Linked DNA regions of Mus musculus: regions 2 and 3 are each linked to region 1. Evidence: chromatin loops called from intact Hi-C (ENCODE). Cell type or tissue: heart. All regions are shown on one strand.

Region 1 (2,500 bases):
ATGTCAGTTCTGAGCATCTAACTCAGGTTATCCAGTGCCTTTATCCACCACCTACTTAGCCGTCTCACCAGACCCTGTTATTGTTGTTGTTGTTATTATTATTATTAATCTCATTGTGTAGTTTAGAGCCACACCTGGGACCTAGAATTAACAATCCTGCCTAAGTCTCCGAGGGTACAGGAATCTCTCAGGATCTCGGGGTACTAGAATGATGTACTGTGACCCCCCAGCTCTCAAGGTCAAGTTCATAACTCTTGCCTCTGCTCCCAAGCCCTCCCCCATCAGTGTCCATACCTAGTAATAGTGCTTTGTACTCCAGTGAGGAGGTCATTGGCTGGGGAAGAAGGAGTCAGTGTGTATTTGGTAGCCCCTAATGCCTGGTACTTCAGACATTCACCTCTGTTCCTGTCACCTTGGAAGGCCCAAAGCTCTGGCATGCTTTCTAGCCTGAACTGTGGCCTTATGTTACAAGTTAATTACTTAAATTATTATTAATAATAATAATAACACACTCAGATTTTTTTACTTGGTTGATTTAATTGGGCTCAGACTAAGGAAGCTAGTCAGAACCTTGTTGGTACATATTTTTTTTTTTTTTTTGGTAAAGATTTATTTATTATTATTTTATTTTATTTCATTTTTAGGTTTTTCGAGACAGGGTTTCTCTGTGTAGCCCTGGTTGTCCTGGAAGTCACTCTGTAGACCAGGCTGGCCTTGAACTCAGAAATCTGCCTGCCTCTGCCTCCCAAGTGCTGGGATTAAAGGTGTGCACCACCACGCCTGGCTGATTTATTTATTATTATATCTAAGTACACTGTAGCTGTCTTCAGACACACCAGAAGAGGGCGTCAGATCTCATTATGAGTAGTTGTGAGCCACCATGTGGTTGCTGGGATTTGAACTCGGGACCTTTGGAAGAGTGCTCTTTACCACTGAGCCATCTCTCCAGCCCTTGTTGGTATATATTGAGTGACTTTTGGCTGTTTAGGTTTTAAAAGTTTCTGGACTGCTTCTTTTCTCCTCTGTACAGTGTGTTCCTCTCTTGTCCTTTTACTAATCTCAGAGAAGGGTTGTATAGCTCGGCCTCTAGGACACAGGGGCATCAGGATTGTGTCTCTACCTGTCACTGAGGTCATTCCTGGTAATAACTTTGTCCCTCCAAGTACCTTCTGATTATCCTGAGTGGAGAGTAAAAGCTTGGGCCTGTGGCTTGTGCGCTCGCTCGCTCTGCCTCCAGGAGGCAGGAGAGGGATGGGAGAGAGACAGACATCTGTCTTCACTTCAAGCTTCCCCTGCTAAAAGGAGCGTGGGCGGGGCCTTTGGAAAGCAGGCCATGCCACCGAGGGTTTGGATTCTCACTGAGTTCTGAGTTCACCTCCTCAGGTCTCACTTCCTTGATCTGTCGGGTGGAGAAGGTGACGCCTGCTGCCACAGACGGTCATGTAAACATGAGAGTATGTGGGCCTGGTGCTTGGCATGTGGCACATGGAACTACACATGGTCGGTTTCCTTTAACAGTGCGAGCCAGGGTGTCAGTGATAACAGGATCATGGAGACCTGAGTGGCAGTTGGTGGGTGGGAAGTGTATGGTTTGGTTATGGTTGTCTTTGAGTGTGTTTGCCTCTGCTTCCCACCCCCACCCTGAAAGGCTCAGTGGCGACATGGCAGAGACTATAATGTATCACAGTATAAATGAGGGGAAGTCCATAGGTTAGGTTTGGGTGGAGAAGCCAAGGTCCTCATAACTGTAGTCCTACGTAGCAGTGGGACTGTTGTATTGAATTGAGATTGCAGCCCTGACTCCCCAGCTCTAGCTTCCCAAATCAGCTGGGTTACTTGCTAAACTCAGTAAGACTTGAGGCTGCCTCCCTAAGATGGCCACGTTGGAGCCTAGACTGTTGGGGTTCAAACCCCAGCCCTGCCCCTGTGTGTTCACCCCTCTCCGGGTACGTGGCCTCTAAATATCTAGAGCAAGAAATGGTACCATATAACCGAAGTTGGTGGCCATAGTAATAGTCTATAGAAAATGGCCGTGGCTTGGGGAGGGCATAATTATTATCCTTGATAAAGCCATTCGCCCCCTTTCCTTCTCACTGCTTGTATTTTCCTCCTCCTCATCTGCAAGCCTGTCTCTCTCAACTGGGCACTTGGCTTCTATCCTGTGGGAGTTTAGAGACCAGGGGTTCATGAGACCAGGGGTCCATGCAGAGCCTTGACTGAAGGACAGGTACAAGGAATTGTCCTCACAAGACCAGGCTCAGCCTACTTCTCAGCACCCAGCCCACCCAACTCCCCACCCCCATGCCCATGAACTGTTCTGAAGGGGAGCTGCCAGGAGGGTCGGGTGCTTGCTTGCTTTCTGGATCCCAGAAGGGAAGGGAGCACGAATCTTATGTGGGCCAAGTGACTTTCCCAGGGGCCTCGGTCAGTCGGCAAGGACAGAGCTGGGATTCCAGCCATATCTGTGTGATCAAAGCTTGTTGTCTTAGCCCCAGGGCTA
Region 2 (2,500 bases), 65 kb before region 1:
AGCTATCTCTTTCTCTCATGTGCTACTAAAACCTGTTTCATACCCCCCAATTTCATACATTAAATTTAAGAAAACATGGCAAGAGGCTACTCTTGCAGAAGACCAGAGTTCAGTTCTTCACATCCACGGGGTAGTTTACAATCATCTATAACTTCATTTCTAGTGGATCCAGCACCGTCTTCTGAAGGCACCAGGCATACATTGGCACACATTCCTATATGTAGGCAGAAACTCTCATGCGCATAACCATTGTTCAAAATCTAAAATAATTAAAAAAAATAGAACTCAGATAGTTTTGTTATTTTGCTTGCACAATAACAGTTACATATTCTGTATTGGAGTTTTTGGTGTTTGTTTGTTTGTTTGTTTGTTTCGCATGGCTTCTTGAGACAAGGTCTCATTACGTAGCTGGTTCTGATCCTAAGCTTGTCTTCCTGCCTCATGCTCCCGAGAATCCCTAAGAGTTCCCTTAGCTCGTGGTCTACCACCCCACCATTCATATTGTAAATGTGCAATTCTTGGGTCTGAATTAAGCACTGGTCATGAAAACCTGAGGGTTCTAGCGCAGTCCCTGGGACCCACGTAAAGGAGGAAGCTGAGAACTGACTTCCCGGAGTTATCCTTTGACCTGCCGCGCACACGCTGTGCACTCCTGCCCACACCCCAATAACTTTGTAAGGGTTTCATGTACACTGCTCAGAACATGTGGAGCCCTAGGTTAAAGAAAAAGACAAACCAGCCATCATTAGTGTGTTAGAAACATTCCTGGGAGCTGCCCTATGGCGGGAGCCACCGTACAATCTGCCTCTGCTGAGCCCATTCACTTCCCGCAATGCCGCAGGGGCGCTGGACAGTCATGGCATCTGCGCGTGCCTTTACAAAGAGGTGTACAGTCGTCATCTCGGAGGCATGAGAAGACGTTTTAGAGCATAGATGGATGCTACACTCGACCTTCAGTTAGCTTCAGGGTAGAGGCTTTGAAGACCAGGCCTAACTTCCCACTCTCCCATACTAGAGGGCTTCACAAACACTGGGCGAGCAATGCTGATTCTGCCCAGCAGAGGCCAGTAAAGACAGCCCTAGCCAATTACTCTGCCCACCTGCCTTGCTTATTAATCAGAAATCTCACTTAATCAGCTTGCCTGACATCCGAGAAAATTTACTCTTTCTCCCTCTGTCATTAGAATTCTTTTAAAAAGATTAAAAAAAAAAAAAAAAAGCTCTCCTAGGATGGATTGGAGGGCTAGAAATAAAAGCCACATTGTCAGCTGGCCCCGGCGCTGTCTTTGCCTGTGAATGACAGGGTGTGGCTTTATGATGATTCTAACAGCAGAGTCTTCCTAGAAAGCAGACCGTGTCCCACTGCCCAGCCTCGGTGATGTGGGAGAGCTGTTGGATCGCTCTCCATGGTCACCTGTCGTTATATGGCAGTGACTGTGAGTCAGTCACCCATCCATGGTAAGAACATGCCATTTACGTTAGGCAACGCTGACTGGGCTCCCGTGTACTGTAGACATGGAGCCCAGATAGGTATAAGTGGTATTTGCTATATATTTACAATAAAAGACCCCCCCCCAGGACTGGGTTTCTTTGTTTATCCCTGGCTGTCCTGGAACTCACTCTGTACTGTAGACCAGGCTGGCCTCAAACTCAGAGATCCGCCTGCCTCTGCCTTCCGAGTGCTAGGATTAAAGGCGTGTGCCACCACTGCTGGGTTTTGAGCAGATCTCTTAACTTCTCTTTAGCCTTGGAGATGTAAAATGGTGTTTCAGTAAAGGCCGCTTCATTGGGCAGCATTGCATGGAACGTCACAACACATGGGCTCCAGGGTCTGCCACAGTTAGACGACGTTCCGTGGATGGATCTCGCCATGAGCACTATGGAACAGCCTGGTGTTTTTCTCTATTTCAGCTACATTGTCACCGGTGACATTAAGGGCAACATTAAGTTCTACGACCACACCCTCTCCGTGGTCAACTGGTACAGCAACTTCAAACTGGGCGCCATAAGGACTCTGTCCTTTTCAAAAACCATACCAAGCCTGCCAACCGAGAAGTCCAACCTCCCCACAGACTGCACTCTAAGAGGCGACCTTTTCGTTGTCAGGTGAGCCCTTAGTGAATCTAGTCATCTGGACGGCTGAGAAATGACTGGTGCCCCCTTCAGTTTGCGTGCAGTGCAACCAACCAGCGTGTCTCTTGTTCCTAGGAGATAGAATTGAGGGAACGCACCTTCCTAGTTAGTCTTAGAAACAGCTCCGTGGCTGCATTTAGTATTAGATTTTTAAAAAAAAATTAATTGTTGAGGATTTTACTATCTAGAAGCCGGAGTAACTGGAAGCTGGGTGGCTTTTATGCCTGGGTTCTCATCTCTTACTGCGCCTGGAGGAGTCCTTGGCTGTGGGTTAGCCTCATTTCTCAGAGCTAAGCTTGTCCTAGCCGCTGAGGTTAAAGGCGTTGTGGTAATTAATAGCCATAACATTTCAAGACTGAATTATCTG
Region 3 (2,500 bases), 52 kb before region 1:
CGGCGTATGGGTCGCCTATTGAGCATGCGCAGGTGCTCCCCGTAAAATCCACGCTAGAGCTGCAGAAGCGATACTTGGTGTTCATTAACAAGGACAAGGTAGCAGCCCTCCCTCTTCTGCCCCTGCAAGATGGCTATGCACTGGGTCTAAAGAGCAGGACACCCCGGGGTCGGTGAGATCGCTGGACCAGTAGGGAGCTTACCGCCTATTCCGGCGACCTGAGTCAGAACCCTGGGACCCAGTAAGAGAAGAGACTGACTTGGGAAAGTTGTTTCCAAATGTGCACCCCTGTGGCACTAATGTCCCTTCCCTAATAAATGCATTTAATAATAGAACAGACAATAAGACCCATGGGCCCTTAGTTGTTCTGCTGCACAGAATTACCTCCATAGGGGTCGTTGACCATTCTGAAAATAGCCACAGATTAGTGAGAAAGGCTCTGGAAGGCGTTTCTTTTTGTTTTAATTTTGTGTGTGTGTGTGTGTGTGTTTGTAAGTGCGTATGTGCTACAATACGCATGTGAAGGTCAAAGGACAACTTTCAAGAGTCGGTTCTCTCCTACCCTGTGAGTCCCCCCTACCCCCCAGGGTGGAACTCAGTCAGGCGTGGTGGTGGTGGCAGCAAGTACCTTTACCCACTGAGCCATCTCACGGGCCCCTAGGAGATATTTCTGAGCTGAGTTTTCAAAGATTCCCAGTGACAATTCATGGCCCTCCAAAGGATGCTCTTCTTTCTTTTTATTGGCTGGGAAAAATCTAATTTGCATGGAAGTTATACAAAACAGTTGCATATATATACATATATACATGTATAGATATCTCAGATATCATATATATATCAGATATGTATATCATGTATATTGGATATGTATATCATATATATGTATATATATATATATATATACATATATATATATATATATATATATCCATGTTAAAGCCATCTCTGACAGATGGCCCCAGATGTGTGAATGTACAGGACCAGCGTCTGGAGGTAAAGCTTATTATCTGTCTCCACATGCCTTTCCAGGTTGGACTCCAGATCTTACCAGTTGACGGCAACCCCCACAAAACATGTGCTATCGTTTGCCACCCAAACGGGGTGGCTGGGATGGCCCTTTCCTATGATGGCCGCTTTGCCTTCACAGCCGGAGGCCAAGATCGCTCAGTGGTGCAGTGGAAAATTAACTTAGGGTACGTGAAGGGACATACCCTGGCCCCATAAGGAAATGTAGACTTGTGTGTGTGTGTGTTTGAATATGTACATATGCATGTCAGTTCCTGAGGCAGCCAGAAGAGGGCATTGGATCCCCTGGAGCTGGAGTTAATGTCATTGTGAGCCACCCACAGGGAACACTTTTAACTGCCTTTGCTCTGCCCCTTAGACCCTGTCTTTTCATTTGATTACAACAGACCGGTTTCAGAGTACCTGCTACATGCCCTGTGTTGTGCTAGGACTAAACAGTACCTGGCTCTCAGGATGCTTCCTGGTGACATAGGCTGCCGTGCAGTTTCCTGGGCCACACTCTAAATTTCCAGCTTGGGCGAGAATGTCCCTGGCTCTACCTGGCTCCACCTGGCTCCAGGAAGTGGTTCTCAGTATCTGCACATAGTCACCCTGACCAGAGAGACCAAGGCCACCCCCAGCATGGGCATTACAGGAACAGTCAGGATGACTCTGTTGCCTTCGGCTCCTCTGCCCGTCCCTGCCCTGAGAGGAGACCTGCTCTGCCTAATGTAAGGCTGGAACATTCTAAACTTGTAGATTGTCTTAGTCAGGGTTTCTATTCCTGTACAAAACATCACGACCAAGAAGCAAGTTGGGGAGGAAAGGGTTTATTGAGCTTACACTTTCCACATTGCTGTTCATCACTAAAGAAAGTCAGGACTGGAACTCTAGCAGGTCAGGAAGCAGGAGCTGATGCAGAGGCCATGGAGGGATGTTCCTTACTGGCTTGCTTCCCCTGCTTGCTCAGCCTGTTCTCTCATAGAACTCAAGACTACCAACCCAGGGATGGCACCACCCACAAGGGACCCTCCCCCCTTGATCTCTAATTGAGAAAATTCCTTACAGCTAGATATCATGGAGGCATTTCCTCACCTGAAGCTCCTTTCTCTGTGATAACTCCAGCCTGTGTCAAGTTCATACACACACACACACACACACACACACACACACAAACCCCAGCCAGAACATTAATATTAGAATAAAGAGGCTGGGCAGTGGTGGTGCACGCCTTTAATCCCGGCACTCGGGAGGCAGAGGCAGACGAATTTCTAAGTTCGAGGCCAGCCTGGTCTACAGAGTGAGTTCCAGGACAGCCAGGGCTACACAGAGAAACCCTGTCTCGAAAAACAAAACAAACAAACAAAAAGAATCAAGAATATTAGGGACCTTAATGTCAAAGAGATGAGGGTTTCAGTATAGCCTGGAGTCTCTGCTCTAGACTCTGGGCAGTTTTCTTAATATTTCTGATCCTTAGATTCTGTCTGTGAAGTGG

What was found. A loop is a pair of places that touch in the nucleus more often than their neighbours do. Peaks named below come from ENCODE experiments on the same cell type or tissue, not always from the same donor. Only the 100,000 strongest peaks of a DNase experiment are listed, where the experiment ranks them.
Region 2: a loop joins it to region 1, with 2.0 times the contacts of the local background. A loop is called at or near these places in 7 of 42 quality-filtered maps.
Region 3: it touches region 1 in a loop (2.1-fold over the local background); 7 of 42 quality-filtered maps call a loop at or near these places.

Annotation. Positions count from the first base shown.
Region 1 is chr5:123,349,266-123,351,765 of GRCm38, forward strand. All of the region lies in intron 1 of Bcl7a (B cell CLL/lymphoma 7A), which reads left to right. Among named protein-coding and RNA genes, the nearest start is that of Gm15860, 5.4 kb to the left of the region's middle. In heart, a CTCF peak has its summit at 1,218 (motif pointing right); a DNase peak (open chromatin) is centred at 1,300; H3K27ac peaks cover 1,024 bases.
Region 2 is chr5:123,284,328-123,286,827 of GRCm38, forward strand. Wdr66 (WD repeat domain 66) reads left to right here. Exons shown (of 21, transcript NM_001370840.1): 10 at 1,912-2,106. Among named protein-coding and RNA genes, the nearest start is that of Wdr66, 32 kb to the left of the region's middle. In heart, a CTCF peak has its summit at 1,056 (motif pointing right); no DNase peak of the experiment used is centred here.
Region 3 is chr5:123,297,438-123,299,937 of GRCm38, forward strand. Wdr66 (WD repeat domain 66) reads left to right here. Exons shown (of 21, transcript NM_001370840.1): 15 at 1-98; 16 at 1,030-1,193. Among named protein-coding and RNA genes, the nearest start is that of Wdr66, 45 kb to the left of the region's middle. In heart, a CTCF peak has its summit at 1,281 (motif pointing right); no DNase peak of the experiment used is centred here; H3K27ac peaks cover 17 bases.